Linked DNA regions of Homo sapiens: region 1 is linked to region 2. A link is an interaction called in ENCODE POLR2A ChIA-PET data of the cell type or tissue named here. Cell type or tissue: HepG2. All regions are shown on one strand. Each heading gives the region's core, and the rest is flanking DNA. Links, peaks and the distances in the headings are about the cores only.

Region 1 (13,272 bases), core at 466-2,965, 100 kb before region 2:
CTGTGGCAAATTTCTTGTTTACTCCAGGGGACCCAGTGACCCCTTGAAGAATTACTGACCCAGGGCAGGGAGGTGGGTTGCTTCATGTATAAACTCAGTTTTCAGAGCCCTATCCCCACCCCCACTCCTGGAAACTGAAGCACAATGGGACAGAGAGTGCAGCTAAGCAGGGCCAGTGCTCACCTCTAACCGCATTCCTGTTCCTTCCAAAGGCCCCTGGGTCCCGAGCTCTATTTGCTCCATTGGGGCCTGGCAGCAGAATTATATTTTCTTCTTGAGATTCCTTAGTCAAGTTTGTTGTCTCCAAAATAGATCCCTAAAAGGGAGGGAAATTGGGGATTTCATTTCTTCTAAAATCATTCCTACATCATCGACCAATATCTGCCTGCCCTGCTACCCCCATACTCACAGAATTACCTGGGCACCATTGAAAGAGTCCTTTATCTCTCCCCTGGGGAATCTGGGCTGCCAAGGCTCTCCTTCTCCCTGTTGGGGCATCTCCTCTCGCCACTGACCACTGTTCCTCACATGACCATGTCTGTGGCCCTGTTGCCCTCCAGCTTGACACCCTCACTACACCTCACTGCTCACCCATCAGCCCCCAGCTCCAGAAACAGAATCGGAGTCCCCTGCCTTTATATTACACATTATATAAATACATAATTATACATCAGATAAATAAACTCCCCACTAACCTCAGACAGACAAATGCCAGGCACACCCTGACAATGTTTCCTGCTTGGGGCTTGGCCCAGAGTAAATGCTCACTTCCTTTTCTCAGCTGGAATCTTTGGGGAGGCACAGGGCACAGACTTTTGGGAGGGGAACATAGCCCTCTGGTGGGGAGACAGGCATATGGGTGCCTTGGGCTGAGGACTCCAGTTCTACCTGGCAGAATAGACACAGGGAGAACCAGGAGCAGTCTAAGCCTCCACTTCCCACCCAGGGGGCTTCAACATTTCCCCTACCTCCCTCCAGCTGGGTCTTTGATTCCTGGGGCTCCTCACCAAAGCTGCTTCAACAGTAGGGATTCCTACCCAGCTATGGGCAGACCTTGTGCCCTTTCCCTCTAGGCCTGAAGCTTGGGCACAGTGCGGGGGCAGCCTACCTTTGAGCTGCCTCCTTGGTCTGGAGGCTATTACCTCTCTCTGAGGGGACAGACTGAGCCTGGAGCCTCCCCTCACTGGCTGGGCTTCGTTGTGTTTGGCTAGTGGTGGGCCTGGCAGCTCTGGAAGTAAACAAAGGAGCTGCCGTGGCAGACAGAGCTGTGGTGTGTGTGAGGGGAGAATGGGCCTGGAAGGGAGGTGCTGGGGAAGCCAAGGAGTGGGCTGGGGATCCAGGGAGAGCAGTGTAGAAACTGGGGGGCCAGAAACCCAAGGGCAGATAGATAAGATGAATGGGTCACAGGTGGGGCTGACTCCCACAGGTATTATTTCCTGGGCTGCGTGTCCCTGGTTTCTTGGAAAGTTCTGACCGAACTGGAGCTTCTCTCTGCCTTAGCCCAGTCAGAGAGGTTCATGTCATCTGAGCCACAATGCCCCTCCTACTGAAGGCCTGGGCTCCCAATGGACTGTTTGGATTGACACGCTAGGAGTTTCCTCTACCACCACAACCTGCCCTAGGGCTCTCTTTCAGACTGTGGACCCTCCTGCATTTTCCCACCCAGACTCTGGGGATGTGATCAGGTCACCCATCCTAACCACAGGATCTGTTCAGCTGCCTCCTTGGAAAACACTCTCCCCCAGCCACCCACCTCCAACCGCAACCATAACAAGCTGCAAACTGGTACTGTTCATTCTTGCCCCAAAGGGTACAAGGCATCTATCATACTTGAGAGTTCACAAACACTCTCCACCCATGGTCACTCAGCTCTGAAGGCTGCACACTTTCAAAATTTCAGTTCTGTCACTTAGAGTTAGAGGCCTTGGGCAAGTAACTTAATTCCATGAACCTTGGTTTCCTCATTTGTAAAAAAAAAAAAAAAAAAGAGGGTTAACAATATGCTTATTTCATGGTGCTAACTGCAAGGATATGAGAAGCACTCAACACAGGAGCAGGCACAGAGGTGGCACTCAGGATGTGTTAGCTGTTATCATTGCCATGCCTTGCGTAGTGAAGCAGGTAAAGCAAGAACTCTCCACCCTCACTTTTTACAGATGCGGAAGCTGATATCCAAAGAGGCAGAGTGATAACTACAGCTTCCTGCAGGTCTGCATTCTTCTTCTTCTTCTTTTTTTTTTTTTTAAAGACAGGGTCTTTCTTGCTTTGTTGCCCAGGCTGCAATTCAGTGGAACAATCATAGCTCACCTCACTGCAGCTTTCACCTTAGCCTCCCAAGTACCAGGACCACAGGTGTGTGCCACCACATCTGGCTAACTTTTAAACTTTTTTTTTTTTTTAAGAGATGAGGTCTCACTGTGTTATCCAGGCTGGTCTTGAACTCCTAGCCTCAAGCGATCCTCCTACCTTAGCCTCCCAAAGTGCTGGATTACAGGCATGAGCCACCGCACCTGGCCCTCAGTGTTCTTCTTTTTTTTTTTTTTTTTTGAGACAGAGTGTCCCTCTGTCGCCTAGGCTGGAGTGCAGTGGCACAATGTCAGCTCACTCACTGCAACCTCTGCCTCCTGGGTTCAAGAGATTCTCCTGTCTCAGCCTCCTGAGTAGCTGGGACTACAGACGAGTGCCACCATGCCAGGCTAATTTTTGTATTTTTAGTAGAGATGGGGTTTCATCATGTTCGCCAGGCTGCTCTTGAACTCCTGGCCTCAAGCAATCCTCCTACCTTGGTTTCCCAAAGTGCTGGGATTACAGGTATGAGCCACTGCGCTGGGCCCTCAGTGTTCTTTATACCATTCTTGCTGCTGCTCTCTGGGCCCTTGACTCCACTGACTGCAGTCCTGGCAAGCTGTTGAATCACCTCCCTGGGTCTTGGCTCCTTGGTCTTAAAAGTTTCTCCTTGGGGACACACAGCGCTGTTAGTTTCTTGCGAGAAACAGCTAAGCAGAGTTTAAGGCAGTGAAAATTGAGAGGCCCATGGGGGAGAAAAGAGAAGAGGCTTCCAGTGCTCTGTCCCCCATCTCATGGCCCCTCCACATCTCCCAGGGTCACAACAGGAGAACCCGCTTTTCTAGGGCATGGAACATACAATCTCGGGAAACCCCTCAGACTTCTGACTCCACAACTAGTTCTGACCTGAATACAGATGTAAGAAAGTATAGTGGGGAAGTGTTAGTCACACAGGCCTGGGAATCAGGCAGACCTGAGTTCTAGTCCTGGTTTTACCACTCTCCAGCTGAGCTACTTTGGGGAAGTTCCTTAAGCTCTCTGAGCCTCAGTTTTCCTATCTGTAAAAGAAGGATAATATCAAATTTACTGGGCCTAGGATTCAGGAGAGGGAACATTCATTCATTTCACCAATCATGGATCCAGTCACTCATTCATTAATCAGTGACTATTTATTGAGAGTCAACTATGGGCCAGATGCTGTGCTGAGGATAATAATAACAATCACCATTGTTAATGTTTATCAAGGACTTATTGCATGCCACGTACTTGTGCTTTACAGGAATTCTCTTACCTTGCAACAATCCTGTCCTCAAAATCTGTGCATAAATGGAAGAAGACATAAAGATTCCAAAAGATGTTAGGATAAGATAGGCTGAATCAGAGGAGATAAAATAAAAGAGAGAAAACAGTCAAATTATCCATCTGAATTCATGAAACCAACTGCACAGGTATAGAATGTAAAAAAACATGATTTCACAGTTTCAGATGGGGAAGAAATGGTGCTGTAGGTGGCTACGAACTCAATGGAGCTGGCTGGAGCTAGCTGAATATAATGCGGCGGCCTAAATGCTAATACAATTGTGGGCTTCATTAATAGACACGTAGCACAAACCCAAGGAAATTGTGGTTTCACTCTGTTCAGTGACCACAGTGAGAGGGGCAGAGGAGGACAGAATAATAAGGGGCCTAGAAACAATGCCTTGTGAGATTCAGTTGAAGGAACTAGAGATATAGAGATAAAAAAAGAAAAGGAGGAAGAGGAAGAGCAGAGTGATGACAACTTAGAGCAAATGATCACAGCTTTCAAGACTGAAGGACTGGCCGGGCGTAGTGGCTCACATCTGTAATCCCAGCACTTTGGGAGGCCGAGGCAGGCGGATCATGAGGTCAGAAGTTCGAGTCCAGCCTGGCCAACACTCCCGTCTCTACTAAAAATACAAAAATTAGCCGGGCGTGGTGGCATGCACCTTAGTCCCAGCTACTCCGGAAGCTGAGGCAGGAGAATAGCTTGAACCCAGGAGGCGGAGGTTGCAGTGAGCTGAGATCACACCACTGCACTCCAGCCTGGGTGACAGAGCAAGACTCCATGTTAAAAAAAAAAAAAAAAAAGACTGAAGGACTACCATGGGTAAAAGAGAAGTGATTGGTTTGTGTGGCTCCAAAGCACAGATCTGTAAAGAGAAGTAAAGGATAGCTCATTGCTGCTGTGTGTTCAGCAGCTCCTGGTGCCAGGCACTGAGCTAAATGCTTTTGTCCTGACTTCATTCATTCCTTACAACCATCCTGGGAGATAGCTACTATAATCTCCATTGTACAGATGAGCTACTATACTATATTCCTCCTTAGGCAGAAGTCAGATGAATTTAAAGGAGAGCTTTTTAAGTCTAAAGATGGAAAAGGCAAAATACTAAGTTCTCCATGGCAAGAAGAGCTTAGGGGTGGGTGTGGTGGCTCACATCTGTAATCCCAGCACTTAGGGAGGCTGAGGTGGGAGGACTCCTTGAGAACAGGAGTTTGAGACCAACCTGGGAAATATAGGGAGACTCTGTCTCTAAAAAATATTTAAAAATTAGCTGGGCATGGTGGTGTGTGGCTGTAGTCCCAGCTACTCAGGAGACTAAGGTGGGAGGATTGCTTGAGCCTGAGAGGTCGAGACTGTAGTGAGCTGAGATCACACCACTGCACTCCAGCCTGGGCTGGGAAACAGAGGGAGACCCTGTCTCAAAAAAATAAAAAATAGGCCAGGTGTGGTGGCTCACACCTGTAATCCCAGCACCTTGGGAGGCCAAGGCAGGTGGATCACTTGAAGCCAGGAGTTCGAGACTAGCCTGGCCAACATGATGAAACCCCGTTTCTGATAAAAATTAAAAAAAATTAGCTGGATGGGGTGGCGCACACCTGTAATCCCAGCTACTTGGGAGGCTGAGGCAGGAGAATTGCTGAACCAAAGAGGTGGAGGTTGCAATGAGCCGAGATCATGCCACTGCACTCCAGCCTGGGTGAAAGAGTGAGACTCCATCTTAAAAAAAATAAATAAATAAAAATAGAAAGCAAAAAGTAAAAAAAGAGTTTAGATAACGACTTGGGAAACTGGAAAAGGGATTTGAGCTTGGTTTAGAGGAAGAGAAAGAGCAGTGCAAGAGAGGGAAGTTGACTAGATAAACACTAAAGATCCCTCCAATCCTGCACATTGAACATAGGTTTGAGCTATGGTGTCAGACAGCCTGAAATTAAACTCCAGCTATGCCTCATTCTTGCTGTGTGAACTTGTGCAAAGTCACCACAGCTATCTTTCCTCAAGTTTCCTCATATGTCAAATGGAGACAATAATAGTTCTTATATCATGGAGCTGTTGGGAAGGTTATATATAATGTTCATAAAAAGTCCTTTGAAGAATGTCTGGCCTATAAACTTTACCTGTATTTATTGATAATGGGGGAGTCAAGGCCTGCAAACATGACATATTAAATAATAACAAAAGAAGTAAAGAATATAGCCTAGCCGGGCGCAGTGGCTAACGCCTGTAATTCCAGCACTTTGGGAGGCTGAGGCGGGCGGATCACAAGGTCAGGAGATTGAGACCATCCTGGCTAACACAGTGAAACCCTGTCTCTACTAAAAATACAAAAAATTAGCCGGGCATGGTGGCAGGCGTGTGTAGTCCCAGCTACTCAGGAGGTTGAGGCAAGAGAATGGCGTGAACCTGGGAGGCGGAGCTTGCAGTGAGCCGAGATCGCACCACTGCACTCCAGCTTGGGCAACAGAGTGAGAGTCTGTCTCAAAAAAAAAAAAAAAAAAAAAAGAATACAGCCTGGGCCGGGAGTTGTGGCTCACTCCTGTAATCCCAGCATTTTGGGAGGCCAAGGCGGATGGATCACATGAGGTCAGGAGTTCGAGACCAGCCTGGCCAATATGGCAAAACCCCATATCTACTAAAAACACAAAAATTAGCCAGGCGTGGTGGTGCACACCTGTAGTCCCAGCTACGTGGGAGGCTGAGGCATGAGGATCGCTTGAACCCGGGAGGCAGAGGTTGCAGAGAGCTGAGATCATGCCACTGCACTCCAGTCTGGGTGACAGAGTGAGACTCTGTCTCAAAAAAGAAAAAAAGAATACAGCCTGTGCAACACACTGAGACCCTGTCTCTGAAATAGCTGGGCCTGGTGGTACACGCCTGTAGTCCCAGCTATCTGGGCAGCTGAGAAAGGAGGATCACTTGAGCCAGGAGTTTGAGGCTGCAGTGAGCCATGGTCATGCCACAGCACTCCAGGCTAGGTGACAGAGTGAGACCCTGTGTCTGAAAAAAGAAAAAAAAGTAAAGAAAGAAATAAAGAATTATGTGAGAAATACATAATAGTTTAACTCAGGTAAATAAGAGAAAGAAGGTAATTAAATGTTCACATGACAAGTGAGTGGAACAATGGAGAAAATGGTAAGAAGGCTTCACGGAGGATAAGGGACTGAGCTGGGTCCTGAAGACTGAATGAAACTTGAGTGGAGTTTGTCTTGATCGATTTTCTGTTGCTGTAACAGAATGCTACAGAATGGTTAATCTGTGATGAACAGACATTTATTTAGCTCACAGTTCTGGAGGCTGGGAAGTTAAAGAGTGTGGTGCTGGTATCCAGTGAGGGCCTTGTGCTGCTTTATCCCATGGGCAAAGGGCAGAAGGTGGAAGCGAACATGTGAAACAGAGAAAGGCATCCGGGGCTGGATTCGCTTTATAACAACCCACTCTTGGCTGGGCGCGGTGGCTTACGCCTGTAATCTCAGCACTTTGGGAGGCCAAGGCAGGCGGATCACGAGGACAGGAGTTCAAGACCAGCCCTGATGGAGCTTAGTAGAAACCCTTTCTCTACTAAAAATACAAAAATTAGCCGGGCGTGGTGGTGCGCACCTGTAATCCCAGCTACTCAGGAGGCTGAGGCAAGATAATCGCTTGAACCCGGGAGGCAGAGGTTGCAGTAAGCCAAGATGATGCCACTGCACTCCAGCCTGGGCGACAGAGTGAGACTCCATCTCAAAACAAAACAAAACAAAAAAACAAAAACCCACTCATAATAACTAACCTGCTTCTGTGATGACAACATTAATCAATTCCCAGTGACTCAGCCCTCATGACCCAATCGCGTTCTTATTAGGGCCCACCTCCCAACGCTATGGTATTGGGGATTAAGTTTCCAACACATGAACTTTTGGAGGACACACTCAAAATACTCAAGCCATAGCAGGGTTGAAGGAAGACATATTCAGCATAGGGACTATATGAGCAAACGAATAACATGAGTTTGCAAGGTGCAGAGGACATATCTTCCCATCCTTAAAATCATATCATGTTGATGATTGGTTCCACTGACTCTGTGAAGGATGGCTTCAGCTGGGAGCTGCCAAGTCCCTTAGGTTTGGGCACTTGAGGCTGTCCACTTGCCTTCTGAGAGGTGCTGACTTGGAGAACAGAGAAAACCCAACAGCCAGGGCCTCAAAGATTAGACATATCGCTTGAGAGTTGGTGAGGAAAGAAAACAGTAGTAAAAACTGGTACTAGGAACTCCATGATATACGTAATATATTTTTGATATATAATATATTTTACTATATGGTAATACTCATATAGTAAAAATGATCCTTGAAGATTCTTTTAACTCTCTCTTCTCTTAACAAGTTTAGTATGACCATTTTTCCCCTCCAATAGGAAAACAGTTTCTTTGATTAAGGCCCATGTAAGCAGCTGCCTTGCATGTAGGGGCCATGTTGTAAGAAACATTTATCCTTTTTTTTTTTTTTTTTGAGTTGTAGTTTTGCTCTTGTTGCCCAGGACGGAGTGCAGTGGTGTGATCTTGGCTCACTGCAACCTCTGCCTCCCAGGTTCAAGCAATTCTCTTGCTTCAGCCTCCTAAGTAGCTGAGATTACAGGCGCCCGCCATCATGCCCAGCTAATTTTCGTATTTTTAGCAGAGACAGGGTTTCACCACGTTGGACAGGCTGGTCTCGAACTCCTGACCTCAGGTGATCCTCCTGCCTCAGCCTCCCAAAGTGCTGGGATTACAGGCGTGAGCCACCGCACCTGGCCAGAAACATTTATCTTTAAACAATAAAATCACATTCAGCCCAGTGAGATGCATACTCTATGAAGGAAGGAACCAAGACCAGCCGTGGAAACAGCACAGATTCATGTTCTCATCTCAAGCACTGCTAGCTGATTCTTCTTCCTTTTCTTTTTTTAAAAAATTGTGGTAATAAACACATAACAAAATTCACCATCTTAGCCATTTTGAAGCGCATACTTTATACTGTTAACTATATTCACATTGCTGTGCAACAGATCTCTGGAACTTTTTTATTTTGCAAAACTGAAACCCTCTACCCATTTGAGCAGCTTCCCATTTCCCTTTCCTCCCAGCCCCTGGCAGCCACCCTTCTACTTTTTGTCTCTATGAACGTGACTACTCCAGGTACCTTACATAAGTGGAATCATAGAGTATTGGTCTTTCTTCTTTTTTTTATGTTTTCCCTAAGAAGTCAAGTAAGTCAAATGGGTACATAATGTGACTCCATTGTATTTGTTGAATGAATGAACAATAACTGCCTTCAAAAGAGTTTATAGTCTAGTTATAGAGACAGGAATGCAAACAAATAATTTCCATTATTTTTTCTTTTTCTTTTTCTTTTATTTTTTCGAGATTGAGTTTCGTTCTTGTTGCCCAGGCTGGAGTGCAATGGCACCGTCTTGGCTCCCTGAAACCTCTGCCTCCCATGTTCAAGCTATTCTCCTGCCTCAGCCTTCCAAGTAGCTGGGATTGCAGGCGCCTGCCACCACGCCTGGCTAATTTTTTTGTATTTTTAGTAGAGACGGGGTTTCACCACATTGGCCAGGCTGGTCTCAAACTCCTGACCTCAGGTGATCCGTCTGCCTTGGCCTTCCAAAGTGCTGGGATTACAAGTGTAAGCCAACGTGCCTGGCCATATTTTTACTTTTTTTTGAGACAGGGTCTCCCTCTGTGGCCCAGGCTGGAGTGCAGTAGCGCAATCTTGGTTCACCGTAACCTCTGCCTCCTGGGCTCAAGCAATCCTCCCATCTCAGCCTCCTGAGTAGCCAGGACCACAGCTGTGCACCACCACGGCCAACAATTTATTTATCTCTTTTTTGTAGAGACGGGGTCTTGCCATGTTGCCCAGGCTGGTCTTGAACTCCTAAGCTCAAGCAATCTACCCGTCCAGCACTTTGGGAGGTTGAGGCGGATGGATCATTTCAGGCCAGGAGTTTGAGACCACCTGGCCAGCATGGCAAAACCCTGTGTCTACTAAGAAAACAAAAATTAGTTGGGCATGGTGGCACAGGCCTGTAATCCCAGATACTCAGGGGGCTGAGGCATGAGCCTGGAAAGCGGAGGCTGCAGTGAGCTGAGATCGTGCCACTGCACTCCAGCCCGGGTGGCAGAGTGAGACTCTGTCTCAAAAAAGGATAGAATTTAATGCCTGCTTGGAAATGGTTTCAGTATATTCAATATCATTCACCCCTTCCTATTTTGCCATGTTTAAGAATTGATTTTAAAGTCTTAGTAAGATATGTAAAATGCAAGACAAGATAAATCAAATGTGAATCAATAGGAAAAGAAAACAAGGGAACAAAATGAAGCCAAGAATGGGGCTAAAATGTGGATCATATTGATCTATATCTGCTACAGGTGAGCAATACCTAAGCTGTCTAGCAATCAATACAAAGCAAGAAAATAGGCTATTACACAGGTTATTGCATCTGAGTTAATCAAGCATTGCTCAGCAAATTGTACAGCCATTCTTGAAAACTAATGTAACAAATATCTTCAATTACATTATTACAATAAACACAACAATAAGATTCATAGAAAGGTTTCTTTTTCTTTTTCTTTTTTTTTTTTTTTTTTTTTTTTTTTTGAGACAGAGTCTTGTTCTGTCACCCAGACTGGAGTACAGTGGCGTGATCTTGGCTCATTGCAACCTTCTTCTCTCAGGTTCAAGAGATTCTCATGCCTTAGCCTCCCGAGTAGCTGGGATTACAGGCACATGACACCACACCTGGCTAATTTTTGTATTTTTAGTAGAGACAGCGTTTCACCACATCAGCCAGGCTGGTCTCAAACTCCTGACCTCAAGTGACCGCCAGCCTCAGCCTCCCAAAGTGCTGGGATTACAGGCATGAAACACCGCGCCCGGCCAATAGAATGGTTTCTTAATAGAATTGTCTGCACTGCACTAAGGGGCAAAGAAAACAACTTTGTGTGGGGGCCAATAAGACACAGAAACCAGCCCTCTGCTGGGTTAATTGACAGGTAAAGGGCATAGACTGTTCCTCAAAGAGAAACAGACATCATAACTGATCCCATTGGCAAATATTGTCCTGTAGTCATAGAGTATATATATTCTGAAAGTTCTAGAACAGTTTCAGCATAAAATTTGTCTTTTTAATAAAGGTCATTTGGCCAGGCTCAGTGGCTCACACCTGTAATCCCAACACTTTGGGAGGCCGAGTCAGGTGGATCACTTGAGGCCAGGAGTTTGAGACCAGCCTGGCCAACATGGTGAAACCCTGTCTCGACTAAAAATACAAAAATTAGCCAGGTGTGGTAGTGTGCACCTGTAATTCCAGCTACTCAGGAAGCTGAGGCAGGAGGATCTCTTGAACACCAAAGGCGGAGGTTGCAGTTAGCCGGGATCATGCCACTGCACTCCAGCTTGGGTGACGGAGTGAGACTCTGTCTCAAAAAAATAAAAAACAAACCATGATTTATGGCTGGGCAAGGTGGCTCACACCTATAATCCCAGCATTTTCAGAAGCCCAGGTGGGAGGATCGCTCATGTCCAGGAATTTGAGACCAGCCTGGGCAACAGAGCAAGACCCCATCTCTACAAAAAGTAAAAATAATTACCTGGGCCTAGTGGTATGTGCCCGTGGTCCCAGCTACTTGGGAGGCTGAGGTGGGAGGATCACTTGAGCCGGGAGTTTGAGGCTGCAATGAGTTGTGATCATGCCACTGTGCTCAGCATGGGTGACAGAGGGAGACCTTATCTCTAAAAAAAAAAGGTGATTGGCTGGGCGTGGTGGCTCACACTTGTAATCCCAGCACTTTGGGAGGCCGAGGTGGGTGGATCACCTGAGGTCAGGATGCACTATCAACATAACTTGCTGATCAAGACCAGTCTGGCCAACGTGGTGAAACCTTGTCTCTACTAAAAATACAAAAATTAGCCGGGGGTGGTGGCAGGCACCTGTAATCCCAACTACTCAGGAGGCTGAGGCAGGAGAGTTGCTTGAACCCCGGAGGCAGAGGTTGCGGTGAGCCGAGATCGCGCCATTGCACTGCAGCCTGGGCAACAGAGTGAGACTCCATCTCAAAAAAAAAAAAAAGGTGATTTATTAAATATTTAACTTTCCTAAAGATTTTCACATAGATAAATTTGTAAATCAGCATAAATTCTTGATAGACAATGGCTTTTCGTTTTAGGAAAGCACAATCACTTTATTTGAATGGAGGTGGGTACCTTCGGCTTGATTGCATAATCTAATGGGATTGGGACACTGCCCCCCTTCCCTTCTTCTTTCTGGCTTCCTCTAACAGTTTTTTTCTCCAGGGAAAGAATGTATCACCTTACCTCTTCCAGGGAGGGACTCTTGATCCTTGGCAGTTAACAGAGAATAAAAGAGGTTTCCTTATTTGAAGCTAAAATGAAAACAACTTGGATAGCTTTCCAGTTTCATATACAGTGAAAGCAAGCTAGAGCAAGCCCCAAAATTGGGGTCGCATTAACATCTCAACTTGCCAAGCCTAAAGAGCATGCTGGAAGTAAACTATGCTATGATCTACAATCTATTCTCTGTAAACCAGCTAAGAGAGCCCTTTTAAAACATGTCACTGCTTTGCTTAAAATAAAATAAAATAAAATGCAAACTCCTTATCATGGACCTTCAAGGCCCCCAAAATCTGGACTCTGCCTGCCTCTCAGACCTCATCTTTTTTTTTTTTTTTTTTTTTTTTGAGACGGAGTCTCGCTCTGTTGCCCAGGCTGGAGTGCAGTGGCACGATCTTCGCTTACTGCAAGCTCTGCCTCCCGGGTTCACACCATTCTCCCGCCTCAGCCTCCCGAGTAGCTGGGAATACAGGCGCCCACCACCACGCCCGGCTAATTTTTTCTGTTTTTAGTAGAGATGGGATTTCACTGTGTTAGCCAGGATGGTCTCGATCTCCTGAACTCGTGATCCACCCGCCTCGGCCTCCCAAAGTGCTGGGATTACAGGCGTGAGCCACCTCGCCCTGCCTCAGACCTCATCTTTTATACTGCAACCCTCACTCATTATCTTCCAGTCACACTGATCTTGGCTTTCCTTTTGTCCTCAAAATCTTCAAGCCAATTCTTGAATTGTGCTATTCTTTCTGCCTGAAATGCTCTATCAACATAACTTGCTGATCAAGTCAGTTGTAGTAGTCCAGGTGAGAGAAGACGTTAGTCTTACCTAGGAAGGAGGCAGTGGAGATTGGCGAGGAGCAGATAGAATTCATACGTATTGGCCGGGCATGGTGGCTCATGCCTGTAATCCCAGCACTTTGGGAGGCTAAGGCAGGTGGATCATGAGGTCAGGAGTTCAAGACCAGCCTTATCAACATGGTGAAACCCCGTCTCTACTAAAAATATAAAAATTAGCCAGGCGTGGTGGTGGGTGCCTTTAATCCCAGCTACTCAGGAGGCTGAGGCAGGAGAATCACTTGAACCTGGGAGGTGGAGGTTGCAGTGAGTGGAGACGCGCCATTGCACTCCAGCCTGGGTGTCACAATGAGACTCCATCTCAAAAAAAAAAAAAAAAAAAAAAGAAGAGGAAGAGAAGAGACACAGAGACAGACACCCAGGGAGAATGTCATGTGATAACAGTGGCAGAGATTGGAGTTATGCAGGTGCAAGGTAAGAAATGCCAGGGATTGTTGGCAATCTCCAGAAGCTAGAAAAGGCAAGGAA
Region 2 (15,399 bases), core at 7,979-10,478:
CTTGTGGCTGCATCACTGCAATTTCTGCCTCTGTAGTCATGTTGCCTTTTCTTCTATCTGAGCCTAAGTTCCTTCCGCCTCTCTCTTAAAAGGAAGGATATGTGTGATGGCATTTAGGGCTCAACTGGGTAATCCAGGATTCCCTCCCCATCTCAAGTGTCTTAATTTGATCACAGCTGCAAAATCCTTTTTTGCCATATAAGGTAACACGCACAGGTTCCAGGAACTGGGACATGGATATCTTTTAGGAGACCAAATTCAGCCTACCTACCACTGTTAGGCAATTTAATTAGACTTACACAGTAAATATGGGAGCCTGGATTGGAACCCAAACCTTCTGGACTCTAGAGCCTGTGCTTTTAATTACTACTCTGTACGAAACTAAAAACTATGGCTCTAGCATTGGCATTAAGATTTTTAACCCAAGTGTTGTTTCTTTCTTCCTCTAACTTCCACAGTATCCACTTGTATTGTAGCATTGAACCTTTCAGTCCATAAGCATCTTAGGTTTTTGTTTTTGTGGGTTTTTTTGTAGAGATGGGTTCTCTCCGTGCTGCCCACACTGATCTTGGACTTCTGTGCTCAAGTGATCCTCCCACCTTGGCATCCCAAAGTGCTGGGCATAAGCCACCACGCCTAGCCAGGCATCTTATATGTTGGTCCTAGCTTCTCCAGTTAGTTAGCTTCTAGAGGGCAGATATTCCATTTTTCTGTTTTTAAAAATAGAGATATAATTTATATCCCATAACATGTAAATTTGCTTTTTAGTAAATTTGCAGCATTATGTACCCATCACCACTATTCCAGAATATTTTAATTACCTCAGATAGAAATCCTGTGCCCATTAGCAGTCACACCCGTTCCCCTTACCCCTAGCCCCTGGAAACCACTATTCTACATTCTGTTTCTATGGATTGACCTATTTGGGACATTTCATATAAATAGGATCATATAATATGCAGTATTTTATGTTTGGCTTCTTTCACTTAGCAGAATGTTTTCAAAGTTCAGTCATGTTGTGGCATATTTTCAGTACTTCATTCCTTCTTTTGTCTTTTTTCTTCTTTTTATTTATTTATTTTTTGCTCAACTCCCCCGACCGACATCATTCCTTTTTGGGATAGTCTGTTGTGTAGATATACCATGTTTTAAAAATCTATTAATCAGTTAATAGACATTTAGTCTTTCCACTTTCCACTTTTTAGCTTTTGTGAATAATGCTTCTGTGAACATTCATATATAAGTTTATGTCTGAACATAAGTTTTCAGCTTTCTTGAGGGGTATACCTAGGAGTGGAACTGCTGGGTCATATGGTGACACTATGTAAACTTTTTGAAGAATTCAGATATTGTGTCTTTTATCAAGTTGTTTGAATTCCTAGATGATTTCCATTGTTCATTTGTTTATAATGAAATTAGATATGTGTTAGTTATAATGAAATTAGTTATAATGAAATTAGATATGTTTATAATGAAATTAGATATGTGACCTTAATCATTACTTATTTTACCGACAATTTTAGACAGTAGTAAGAAGGGACAGTGTGGCATAATGGAACGAGTTCTGCCTGGCCTGGCCACTCTTCGGGTAAGCCTGAGTAAGTCAAATCACATCACCTCTCTGGGGAGGAGAGTTAGATGATTTCTACATTCTCTTCCAGACTTAACATTCTGCAACTCTGTGGAAGTCTGAAAAGCTAGCCTTGTGTTAAGTCCCAGAGCTTGTGTTCTGTTTTTTTAGCAGTTCATCACTCTCTGTCTGATTTCTGTTCCCAGACACAAACAAAGTTTTACCCATCTATCCATCCATTTTATTGTGGCCTGTTAGCTTCCAGGTACTGTGCTAAAAGCACTGGAGATACAAGGATGATTAAGACATTTTCCATGACTCCCTAGTCTAGTAGGAGAAGATAAACATAAACAGATAATTACAATATTAAGAAATTATAATGTTTTTAAATTGCTGAGAATGCCCAGAGTCTCGAGACAGGCTGGGAATAGATGACATTTGAGTTAAATCTTTTCAGATAAGTAGGTGTTTGCTAGACAAGAAGAGAATGCCAGGCAGAGGAACAGTGTGGATAAAGGCACCGAGTTGGTATGAGAAGACAAACAATGTTTGGCTTTGTTTGGTGACATTCTTACTTCTCCTGCAATGGTAAATGCAGATTCTCTTTATCCAGACTAGCTCCATTTTGAGATCCTTGTGTGTGTCTGATATTTACAGACTCATCCACACTTAAGGATCTGAGTAGTAACATGTTTTGTCTTAAGTACTGGTCACACACAGTACTTCTTCCTTCTTTGTTAAGGACACTTCAGACTCGGTTTCTGAGTAAGGGGGTTCACTGAGTAGTTGAGGGGTCATGGTCCAGATTTGGGTTTTCTCCATAGCACCAGCTCAGGTTGGGCTCTTGAAAATGCCTTCTTGTCGCTCTAAGGGTTTTGGTTACATAAAAGTATTAGGAATGTAAAATTTTACAATATGATCAGCACAGCACAAACTAAATTTCTAGCCTTTAACCTAGAAGCATATATGGAAGGCTTTGTGTTCTAAACTGCCCCCTTCCCAGCCCCCGGCCTTCAGGAGAGGTCATTGTACAGCTCTTTCCATGGTCACTGCTCTCTTCACTTTTACTGGAGGGCAAAACTAGGGCAGAGAAATAATTTTTATTCACTTCTGAAAGGTTACAGTAATAAAGAAACTCTTGTTAACATCAGAGAACGTTGCAGCCAAGAGTTTTCACAGTCTGGCATTGTTTATTTTACATGTAATTTGGAACCTTCTGCACTCTTAAAATATTGGCACAAAAATGTTTTAACTCTTGAAGTACTTCTCTGTACACCGCAGTAGTTTGGTGTCAGGGGGCAGCAGGACTCTGGAGAGCCGTTTGCCCTGTTCCTGTTGGAGAGAGAGATGGTATAAGCATGTGTATGTGTGTAACATACACAGTCACTCGTGTATTTATGTGCCCTTCTGCATTGAGAATTAAGAACTTTCTTTGTCCTGATGAATTTCCATGCTTCTCTTTATTAAACAATGAGAATGGTATAGCAGTCCCGCTTTCCTTTTGCCACAACTGCCAAAAAGTACAGCGCTTCCCTTATTTAGATATTTTGATGTAAGTATTCATTATCCCCTTTCTTCTCCCGCCCCCCACAGACTTTATTACTTAAGTCTTTTCTTTTACTTTTATTTTGGTTGCGGTGCATACTATGGGCCAAACTCTGTGCCAGGAATTTTACAGACATCATCTCATTTAATCCTTACAAATTACCTTGTGATAGAGTTGGGAGTGTCCCCATATTACAACTGAGGAGAACCAAGGAGCAGAAAACTTAAAGGACTTGGCTGTGGCCGCCATAGTAAGTCACAAGCCCAGAGCTGACGGATTTCAAAATCTTTGCTCAAAAAAAAAAATTGGCTCTTTTGGCCATAACATGTGCCTTTTGTTGTAATCCAATTTGAACCTTTTTTTTTTGGAAATAGGTAGAATATAAGTAATTATGAGTGAACTAATGGACTAACTGATCCATTGATAGAAGCACAAGTCACTTATGTTAAATGAGATAATAATACACAGAAGTACCTGGCTCCATCAAAGGGTTTTTGTTCTTGTTGTTGTTTTATTAGGTTGAAATTAAGATATGAAACGATTACAGAAGGATGCCTTGAGGTAAGTGGGAAGAATGCTAGGCTGGGGATTAGGTTTCCTATTTCCAGGCTCAACTTTGCTCTCAGAGTTTGGAGGACATTCTCTTTCTCGCATCTGTCTTATGTCCTGTGGGCTTAAAATAGAGCGATTTATTAGCCCAGCCCTTGCTAAGACCTAGGCATTCCCCAGGACTGACCATTTTCTTTGTAACCTGTCTGGTGTGGGGAGCTCTTCTTTCTCCAAGTCTGGCATTTTCTTCCTTGGCCTCCAAAATGGGGCTTTGGCAAAAGAGGCAGCACTTGCTGCCACCAGGTGAGCTCTGCAGAGCTGTCACTAAGCCAGGCCCTTCTCCAGCAGAGGACTCCTTCCCCAGCAAGAGTTCTACTCTGGCTCTGAGAAAAGGATACCGTACTGCATGTGCACTGCAGCCACCATGCCTTCCTGCAGGCTGTGAACCTTCTGTTAAAGCCAGCATGGGAATCCCATACCTTCTAGTCCTGTTCCATTTTCAGTACTTACCAAAGGAGCAAGAAGAGCTCAGGACCTTTCAGCTCTCCTTTACCCAGAGAGAGCTCTGTTCCCTTTTGGAAGACACACCTACCTTTGGCTTCAGATGTCCCCATGATGGAGAATCCCAGTTAGTACATGCACATACAATTCTGGGCCCAGGAAACAGGCCATTCCCCCAAAATCTAGTGAGGGCCCCTGTGTGTTCTGCTGTTCGCCTCTAAAGTGTGGCATTCAGTGCTAGAAAGTTGAGAGGCCGGTGCCCAGTTTTCCAAACAGTTCTTTTCCTGTCATGTGGTCTTTGGAGCCAGACAGACATAGGTTCTAATCTCTGCTCTGCCACAATGTTGCTTTGAGATCCTAGGCAAGTCTCTTTACCTCTCATTGTCTCCATTCCATCCTCTATAAGGTAAGTCACGCACAGTTATGTGACTTAAACAATATGGCTTAGCACAGTGTTTGGCACATATTAAGTACTTGATAAATGGGAGCTATCAGGATGCTGTATTTGGACATTTTCAATAGCACCTAGCATAAGCTGTCATATCTTGAAGGGATTTATAGGTGCATCTGTGACACCACACTGGATTCTGGCTTTCTGGAGGACAAAGATCCTATCTTTCATCCGTCTCCTGTTCTGCCTGGCATGAGTAAGGCACATAGCAGGCACTCAGTTGATGTTGGCTGAATCTTTTAGGATGACTTGGGCAGAGCAGGGTGGGCATAAATGCTTTAGTTTCTCCATCTGTGCCTGGGGAAATAGTAACCCCTTATTTTGGAGCCTTTGAGGACAATTTAAAACGATATGTGTGAAGTGTTTGGAGCCCTTTGAAAGGAGGGTACTGGAGAAATTAATGGTGTTTTTGCTGTTCTTGGGAAAGCCCTTTGTGGTTCCCAGTGAATAAATTACTTGGAGTGAGTTTTCTCACACCTCCTACTCTGCTCTGTTCACCGTAGCTTTTTTTTTTTTTTTTAAATAACTGTCTGCTGTAATACTTCTTTGCCCATGACTTATAAAGATATATATTTTTGGTGTTGGACTTTTGACCCCTTTCTGCTCCCAGGAGAGAAATTTTGATCAGAATAATAAAAGGTGTAAACTGTGTGTGTTGCCCCCTTTCCTAGGCCTTGGGCAGTTTAGCTGCTGGGGTTAGGAATCAGCTGGCTTGTGGTATGTGTATGGTTATGGGGCAAGTAGGAGATGATTCCTGTTAAGCGCTGAGCAGGCTTCTGTCTCCTGCTCTTCTTTTCATCCCTGTCCCATACCGTTTTGCTAAGATTCTTCAGATTTCAAATGAACCTTGTTGTCTTTGGCATTTTCGATAGGTGTTTGTGGCTATACTCCTTCTCCTTCAAAGACAGAAGGTGTTTATCGTCTCCTGTGCTTTAGGTCCCAAGGTGAGTTGGCTGCCAGAGAAGAGCCTCCCTCTAGAAGGACAGTGGGAGAACTGAAAAACACTCACCAATCTTGGAGCTACAAGAGTGGAGTTAGACTTAGTTCCACAATTAACCAGCAGGCTCCAATGCAGAGCCTGGACCAGGTTATTTCTAAGGGCCTTTCCTGCTTGAAAAAAAATCCATGAGATAAAAATTTTCCAGCCCAGGGTAGAATTTCCAAGAGTGAACACAGTTTGCAAAACTTTCTACTTTTCTCCAAGCCTCTCTTGCCCTGTAGCACTGGAAGAACTGGCTCCGTCCCTAATAGCCTCAGTTCAAAGGGACCAGAAGAGACTAGGGTAGTTGGGGACAAATGTGGGGTTCATAACGTACTAGGGGTATCTCGTCTGATGAAGTGGTTGGGTATGGATGTCAGAAGAATCTCACTTGGTGATGATCCTCAGGAACTATGTAAAGGAATTTTAGATTGCCCTGGCTGATGGCAGGAAGCCCCACCCAGGGCTAGCCCTAGCTGGTCAGAATTGCCAAGCAGTCAGTGTTTTTATTTTATGCCATCTCCTAATCATTTCAGTGGCCGCCAAGCTCCTAGAAGCTTGACAGCCACAAAGATGATCCTAATTCAACCCTTTCCAAGTGAGGACACTCAGTCCTGGTCAGGAAAAAGGCTTGGTCAGTGTCATATAGTAGCGGTAGTAGCAGAGACTAAAACTCACTTCTCTTGATTGATTCTGTTGCTCTTTTCGTTACTTGATACTATCATCTTTGCTGTTCTCTAGAGCCACTACACACACCCTGCATTTTGTGTTGCTGGGAAAAGCCTCCAATCAAAGACCTCCTGATCCTTTTCTCTTAAGGTCAGCATTCCAGTGTCTAGCACAGTGCTTAGCACATGGTAAGCCTCCATCCAATATTGGTTGAATGGTGAATGAGTGAGTGAACTCACAGAGTCTATTCCTAACCCTATCTTCTTAGAATCAATTCTATACTTACACTGCAGTTTACCTGATTAAATTCATGCCAAATCGTTAAGGGTTGCCAACAGGATCTGTTTTAATGGTCCCAGATAACTCTTGCATTTTAACCAGAGTTTTCTGTAAATAGCGTCTTTGGAAAAAGCAGTGGTTGCAGTAGTAAGACATACAGGCACTGTGACGAGCTCTTGGGGTTGACTATGCCTCTCACTCCATGTCCTACCACAAGACTCTTTTCTCCTGTGGGCTTAACCCCTGCATTGGGTACCACCAGAGGGCAGTAGCTCCGCCAGGATCTGGGTGGGGCTATGTAAAAAAGTTCTGGAGGCTCTGAGGTCAGACCTAGGATACAGTAGAGACAGATGTTTCTTTCAGCTGCCCTGGGTGTGCCATGAGTATTTCTGGATCCATTGATGAGGCAGCTGTAACACTCTTTTCTCACTTTGTTTCCCCCAAAATGCTGAGTGAATGGCCCTGTGGGGTTGGTTGGAGCTGAAGGGGCCCAGCTAGAGTGGAGGGACTTGTTTTTCCATGTTCATTGTCCTCTCTTTAGCTGGTCTTTCTGAATGTCAGTGATCCTTGCCATCAATGTGACGTGCCTGGTTCTCAAAGGAGCAGGAGGAACTATAAGGAGCCCTTCTTTAAAACAACCACTATCAGGGCCTCAACTGTCCTACTGATGCTCAGATCCAGTCCTGACCTCTCACCTAAACTCACTGTCGGCTGCTTCTTCACTGGTCCTCCTGCCTCTTGACTCTCTTCATCTCAGATTCATTCTGCAAATCATTCAGCAGCCTGACTAATCATCCTAAACTCCCGGAGTTCGGGAATTGTCTCTTGTTTACTGCTGTAGCCTCAGCTCCTAAAACAGTGCTTGATGCCTGGGTAGTGCTGAATACATTTGATGAAGGCAATATTGAATGTATTTCCTCTAGATCCAGTAGCATTATTAATTTGTATGGTTTTATTAAGAATTGTTTCATTCATTTATTCAAGGAACATTTTTGTCTCTCGCCACATGCTAATCCCTGAATGTGGTTGGTAGATAATATACCAGAGATAAGTGATCTTACAGGGCTTACAATCTAGTTTATGCTGAGAAAGGAAGTTGAATCTTTCCTGGATTCACTTCCACACGAAACAGACGAACGAGAAAGATATGAGTTCACTTGCTTTTTTGTTTTGTGTTCACTGCAGGCTTCTTCCAGGAGTTATCCCAGGGCAGGGCTGAGTGTAATGGGAGGATGAGGCAGGAGAGTAGGTGAGCCCCAAGGTCCTGAGAGAAGCTTCAGAGACTTCCAGGCTCTCATCTCCAAGTGGGGGATTGGGTTGAGTTTATAACCTCCTTTCCAATGCAGTATCACAGAGTAGTTGAGAGTGCTCACATACTGAAGCCAGTTTGGACTCAAATCCTGCCCTAGCCATGTGACCTTGGGCAAGGTCTCTATGCCTGTTTCCTTTCTATGCCTCAGTTTTCTCTCCGTAAAATAGACATAACTGTAATACCCACCTTACATCGCTTGTAGCATTGTGAGGGATAAATGAGTTATCACATGTGAGGTTCTTTAAACAATGCCTGAGAGTGAAATAGATGTTTGCCACTACTAATTTACTTACTGTTAGGCATTTTCATCTGTTAATATGAAAAGGAAAAAGGAAAGGTGGTTTTGCATAGTTGTGATGGAAAAACTGAGGCTCAGAGTGATTAATCTTTCAGACTCACCAGGTGGGGAAACAGGGCTGTTGGGGCCCAAAATTTACTTAGATTTCAGTGCGTTTCCTAGGTCTGAGTTGGGACTTAAATACAGAACACCAAAGAGATCATCTCTTTAACATACAGCATTCTAACTGAGTTTGTCTCTTTCCTTTGGATAAAATACCTTTCTAAGAACATTTTACTGAGAAAAGAGGACAAAAGAGAATTACCCTATAAAGATGGAGTCACTCTCAGAACTCACAGGCTGTGTCAGTTCCATGCTTTTTTTTTTTTTTTTCCTTTTTTTGTGAGACAAAGTCTTGTTCTGTTGCCCCGGCTGGATTGCAGTGGCGTAATCTCACCTCACTGCAATCTTTGCCTCCTGGTTCAAGCAATTCTCCTGCCTCAGCCTCCCTAGTAGCTGGGACTACAGGCACCCACCACCATGCCCAGCTAATTTTTGTATTTTTAGTAAAGAAGGGGTTTCACCATGTTGGCCAGGCTGGTCTCAAACTCCTGACCTCAGGTGATCTGCCTGCCTTAACCTCCCAAAGTGGTGGGATTACAGAGGCATGAGCCACTGCACCCGGCTCTGTCAATTCCATTTTAAGGGATATCTGAACCTCACTCTTGGCCTCAACCTTGACCACCTCACTACTTAAGTAAGAATGATCATATGGCTTCTACCTGGGATCCAGGCTCAGCCATTCCCAGGATGCTTCTACAGGAATGTACAAACTATCCACTGAGTGGCAATTCTGTTTGAGCCTTAAAACAAACAAAAAAACTTGGACTAGGAGCCAGAAGACCTTGTCTCTGTGAACCTCTTGACCATTTATTAGCCAAGTGATAATTGGGTGAGTCACTTGACCTTTCTGAGCCTTTGCTTCCTCATGTCTTCAGCAGGGAACAGCCTCTTTCTCAGATAACCATTGGGTCAGTATTTTGGCAATTGTACAGCTCTGAACAGTGAGCAGTTAGGACACAGCAGTGAAAGACAAACATTCTGTGACCTGTGTGAAACAATGTAAATGTCTGCTTTACTGTTTTGAGCTTTAGACTTTGGTCTGACCCATTGTGCCCAGGTGGAGTTAGCAGTTAACTCCTGTGATTCAGTTCATTAGGGTGACCCCGCCCCTTTCACTCTTCATTGCTGTGGAGAAGAAGAAGGCAGGGCTGTTGGATGAAGGGTCAGGAACCTCAAGATCAGTAAGGGGCTAAATTTTGGGTCCTCTGAGAAAATGTTGCCATCTGGGCAATATGATATCTATTTTAGGATCGCTGGGAAAGGACTCGGGTCAGTGATCTCAGTGTTGCCTTTAGATCCTCTAGGTTGTTCAGGGCCTCAGCATCCATGACAAGTGACAGTGGCTCAGCTCTATTAGCAAAGAACTGACCAACTTGTTGATCTATATTCACCTGTTTGCCTTTTGTGTCTGTGCAGTTGACATGGTTGGTAGTGATGTGGAACAAGCATCCTGTAGTTTTCCACTGTACCCAGTCTGCCTAAATTTAATAGAAAATAATTAAAAAAGCCAAGTAGTGCCTGCAGCTTTTCTGCGCTCATAAATGCAGTCATGAGGCTCAGGGTGCAATTAGCAGCCTCCAAGTGTCTCTGGAAACCTGAGTGTGTCAGCGTCTTCTTGCTGACGGTAATCAGACCTCATGGCTGCAGTCAGAATGCAGAGGGCCCGGAGTAATGATACCGACCTACATGTAGTGAACAAATTACTGGAAAAGGGGCTCAGGCTCCTAGGCCCTGGTGTGTTATGCCTGTGCTCCACTGGAGACGCCTGCCGGGCTCAAACTAAATACACATCTTGCTCATATTACATCTTATCCAAGTAAGATTTTCCATTACCACAACATAGGAGACATGAAGGGCATGGTGATTGCTAAAATCATACAAGACTGGTTGTCTGCGCTTGGCACTGCCAGGGTCAGAAAGTCATCAGTGTATGATTGCATATAACTTGCATTCCGTTTTCATCTTTCTGTTCTCTCCACTTTCTTCAGTGAGGTCTGATTACATGCAAGTCATGGCCTCCCCTTTCCTCCTCCTCATCTACTCGATAATCAAATCCCGTTGCTCTGGCTGTAGTCATTTCTCTTGAAAGCATGCCTTCCTCTTTGTTCGTGTTGTCACTTCACATTGTTTCAGTTCCTTACAGACTCTCATCTACACCATTGTAGCAGCCTCCTCTGGTTTTCCTGCCTCTGGACCTTCCCCCAACTTTGTGATCTGTACTTCTAGGGTTACTTTTTGAAAATAAATCTGTCCATGCAATTTCCCTGTGCTTAAACCCCTTCCTTGTTCTTTCTTTCATGTGGCTGGCGTTCAGGGCCATTTACAATCTCACACAAACTGCCCTTCCAGCTCCACCTTCTGATTCTTGCCACCATGAGCAGCTTCTGTGTTTTTTTGTTTTTTTTGTGTGTGTTTTTTTGTTTTTTTTTTTACAAACTTCCCTTTGAAAATGCTGTACTTGTTCACCTCCCTGTGCCTTTACACATACCATTCTTTCTGTCTGAACATACCTGTTGACCCTTTAATACCCACTGTAATAAATGTTGCCTCTTCTCTCAAGCCTTTCAGTCCCTATACCATTACCGTTTTGTACATACAACGTGCTAGGTGTGTCTCCCACGTGAGATTGTAAACTTCTTGAGGACAAGTACTGTGTTTTATTGATTTTTTTACCTCCAGCATATACCACAGTAGAATACAGCAGTTACTCAATACGTGCTTATCAAACATGTACAATGCAACGTAGAATTCTGTACCAAGACCGTTTATAGTCTGGTGAGGAACATCAGTTAGCTCATGATACCACTGTGCCAAATGGATAAGTGTCCTAAGAGAGGCTTTAATACACACATGGTTAAGTCACAGATTGAAATGCCTGTCTGAGAAGAACTGTTTGTAACTGGGATTTCCTTTATTGTGGTAAAATATACATACATAATATTTATCATTTTAACCATTCATAAATGCTCAATTCAGTGGCATTAAGTACATTCACAGTGTTGTGTAACAATTTTCATTATCTATACCCAAAACATTTTCATTATCCCCAACAAAAACTCTGTGCCCATTAAATAATAATTTTCCCTTTCTTCCTCCCATCAGCCCCAGGTAGACTATTCTTCTTTCTGTCTCTGAAGGTACCTAAGTACCTCATATAAATCAAATTATACAATATTTGTCCTTCCATGTCTGACTTATTTCATTAAGCATAATGCATTTATGAGTGCATTTTTAAGGTCCATCCATGTTATAGCATATATCAAAATTTTATGCCTTTTTATGGCTGAATAATATCCCTTGGTATGTGTGTACCACATTTTGTTTATCCCTGTCATTGGACACTTGGGTTGTTTCCACCTTTTGGCTATCATAAATGATACTACTATGAAAATTGGTGTACAAATATATCAGTTCCAATTCCCGCTTTCAATTCTTTTGGACATATAGTTAGGAATGGGATTGCTGGGCTATATGGTAGTTCTATGTTCAGCCTTTTGAGAAACCGCCAAACTGTTTTCCACAGTGGCTGTACCATTTTACATTTTCTTCAACAATGCATGAGGGTTTCAGTTTTTCTACATCCTTGCCAATACTTATTTTTCTTTTCTTTTTAAATTATAGCCATCCTAGTGGGTGTAAATGGAATTATCTTGCTCGGCCAGGTGCGGTGGCTCACGCCTGTAATCCCAGCACTTTGGGAGGCCAAGGCGGGCAGATCACAAGGTCAGGAGATCGAGACCATCCTGGCTAACACGGTGAAACCCCGTCTCTACTAAAAATACAACAAATTAGCTGGGCGTGGTGGTGGGCACCTGTAGTCCCAGCTACTCTGGAGGCTGAGGCAGGAGAATGGCGTGAACCTGGGAGGCAGAGCTTGCAGTGAGCAGAGATGGCGCCACGGCACTCCAGCCTGGGCAAGAGTGCAAGACTGCGTCTCAAAAAGAAAAAGAAAAAAAAATTAGCTGGGTGTGGTGGTGCGTGCCTGTAATCCCAGCTACTTGGGAGGCTGACTTTAGCTAATTTAAGCAAACAAAGGATTTATTGGAAGGTAACTAAGGCTCATGGAATGGAGAGTTTAACAACAGAGCTCAGGAAGGAAAGATACAGGGCAGCTAAGGGATCTTAGCAATAGGAACTTATGTATAGTCTCTTTGGGGTGACCCAACTTTACTATTTTATTTATTTATTTTTTAGAAATGAGGTCTTGCTGTGTTGGCCAGGTTGGTCTTTAATTCTTGGCCTCAAGCAGTTCTCCTGCCATGGCCTTCCAAAGTGCTAGGATTACAGGCATGAGCCACTGTGCCCTGCCAAGGGTGATCCAACTGTAGCTTCCTTTTATATTTGGTTGTTTGTACTCTCAGAAGCAAGAGTCAGATTAGCTAAGCTTCAGCTATGTGCCCATCTCTGTGATGAGAGGACAGCATTCTAGGATCAACAGCCTGCCAACTCGTGGAAATGGGAAAGAGTAGGTCCTGAACATAAGGAAGAAATGCAGAGAGAGAAACCTCAGTGTCACAGTACTTCTAAGATCTACTGACCCATTGAGGCAGATGATGGAGGCAACCTGACCAATCCATGGAATAGCCTCTGGGTGTTTCTCTTGGCCATAGAATCTTGAACGCCCTGGCCTGTGACCAGTGCCAACCCATTGTAACCATATATATCTGACATTCTTTCTTGAAACCTCTCTGGTTTCTCCATGTTCATTCTTAAGTACGGTTGGTAAGACAAAGACTTTTGACTATTAAAATAAATGAGGGGAGAAAACTTTTTGACCTTTGCATATGGCTTTTCCTTTAATATAGATAATAATAATTACCTTTTCATATTTCTGATTTATCTGTTCATGAGAAAGATTTGCTCTGGGATGCTATTACATCTACTTGGTCAGACCCTTGCTTCATCCTGTTATTTTTTTATTTTGATATAGACATAATACTGTGCATTTGACCTTGTCGAATCTCATCTTCTTTTTAAGGACAGTTTTTCTAAATTTAAAAAGAGTCTATTTTACTCTTGCTTTCCAAAGTGCAGAAATGAGCAATTTTAGCTTTGTGCTTGTGTGATTCTTCCATTTCTCATATGACTCATCAGAAGCAGAAAGGTGTGATCGCTTAGAAAAGACAGTAGATTGGGGCCGGGCGCGGTGGCTCACGCCTGCAATCCCAGCACTTTGGGAGGCTGAGGCAGGCGGATCACAAGGTCAGGAGGTCAAGACCATGCTGGCTAACACGGTGAAACCCCGTCTCTACTAAAAATACAAAAAATTAGCCGGGCATGGTGGTAGGCGCCTGTAGTCCCAGCTACTCAGGAGGCTGAGGCAGGAGAATGGCGTGAACCCGGGAGGCGGAGCTTGCAGTGAGCCGAGATGGTCCCACTGCACTCCAGCCTGGGTGACAGAGCAAGACTCCGTCTCAAAAAAAAGAAAAGACAGTAGATTTAGAGACTGACCATCTGAGTTAAAAGTCCCAGCACTGTCACTTACAAGCAGGATGTGATTTGACTACAAGTGACTTAACGTTTTTGTTTTTGTTTTTGTTTTTGTTTTTTGAGACAGAGTCTTGCTCAGTTGCCAGGCTGGAGTGCAGTGGCACAATCTTGGCTCACTGCAACTTCTGCCTCTCGGGTTCAATGGTTCCCCCGCCTCAGCCTCCTGAGTAGCTGGGACTACAGGTATGCGCCACTATGCCCAGCTAATTTTTTGTATTTTAGTAGACATGGGGTTTCACTATGTTGGCCAGGCTGGTCTCGAACTCCCGACCTCAGGTTATCGGCCCACCTCAGCCTCCCAGAGTGCTGAGATTACAGGCGTGAGCCACCGCACCTGGCCACTTAACAGTTTTGAGCTTCTGTTTCCTTGTTTATAGAATCAGGACAACAATAGCATTTTGGCTGTGAGCTCCTCGAGGGCAGGGTTGTGGTTGTGAGGCACAAATAAGATAATAAAATGAAAATATTATTAAATGCATTGTGTAATCATTGTTACGACCATCACTGTCATCATTATTATCAGTACGGATTTTAGATAGTACCCAGGATTATTTCCTTTAGGACTCCGCACCATCAGTGCTGTTGTTGAAACTGCGACTCTTTCAAGCCAGGTGTTGGCTTCTCTAATGAGTATGCATGAGACTTGTCATGTGGAATACTACAAAAAGCTTCCAGAAACCAAAGTAGATTATAGCTATAATGTTCCCCTTATTCAAATGCCCTAAAAGAGACGAAAGTTAAATTGCCATGGTAGTTTGATCATCCCAGAACCGTAGTGTACCTCATCAGCTCCTTTTGAAGATGATTGTGGACTTAATATTATGTGTTCTCATGTTTTCTCAACTGGACAAATGACTAGAATTTCTGAGGACATACATCTCTTCTCTCTTGGCTATTTTCCAAGCCTGAGGGAAGGACTCCTGTACTTCGTGACTATATAGAAATTAGGGCTGCTGGTTCTGCAATTCTGTCTGCCAACCATGTCCCTTGTTTTTCAGCACATTATCAGGCTATGCAGTCTTGAACATGTAGATCCCAAGCAGCAAAACTAGAATTTTCAAAATAAATAAGAAAGGGGTTTGTATTATTATTACTATGTTGTAGAGACAGGACCTCACTTTTTTGTCCAGGCTAGTCTTGAACTCCTGGCCTCAAGTGATCCACCTGCCTTGGCCTCACAAAGCATGGGGATTATACACGTAAGCCACCTTGCCCAGCCAATAAGGGAATATTTTTAAACAGCATGTCATCATAGCAAGCTTCCCTTGTACATTAAAAGTTTGAAATGTTTAAAATGGATTTTAAAATGGACCTCCTCATGCTGGGTTTAGGTTGGCCTTTCATCGCAACGGGAACATACTCTATTTAAATGTTCACATTATTTTCTAAAAAGAGAAAAAGAAATTGTCTTTCATTTAAAATATTTTTCTTTTTATTCTTGGTATTAACAACTTTTTCTGGAACTGCTCAATATGCATGCGTGCCTGAGCGTGCGCGCGCGCGCGCGCACACACACACACACACACACACACACACACAGTTTTGTTTGTATTTTGTCATCATTGCTAAAAGACCCTCAATAGATCTTTCAGTCGTAATGCATGTGAGTTAACAGGTAGACTTTTTTATTTGGTCTCTCCATGTCCCCCGTCT

What was found. ChIA-PET counts read pairs that join two places held together with the same protein. Peaks named below come from ENCODE experiments on the same cell type or tissue, not always from the same donor. Only the 100,000 strongest peaks of a DNase experiment are listed, where the experiment ranks them.
Region 1: POLR2A ChIA-PET joins it to region 2 with 6 read pairs; 9 of 35 experiments call an interaction of 5 or more read pairs at or near these places.

Annotation. Positions count from the first base shown.
Region 1 is chr20:35,420,075-35,433,346 of GRCh38, reverse strand. GDF5-AS1 (GDF5 antisense RNA 1) reads right to left here and starts at 318. Exons shown (of 2, transcript NR_161326.1): 1 at 184-318. RefSeq lists a silencer at 5,408-5,608. In HepG2, for the core only: no CTCF peak of the experiment used is centred there; DNase peaks (open chromatin) are centred at 1,216 and 1,536; H3K4me3 peaks cover 724 bases; H3K27me3 peaks cover 88 bases.
Region 2 is chr20:35,321,139-35,336,537 of GRCh38, reverse strand. All of the region lies in intron 7 of UQCC1 (ubiquinol-cytochrome c reductase complex assembly factor 1), which reads left to right. Among named protein-coding and RNA genes, the nearest start is that of FAM83C, 36 kb to the right of the region's middle. In HepG2, for the core only: no CTCF peak of the experiment used is centred there; DNase peaks (open chromatin) are centred at 8,547 and 9,137.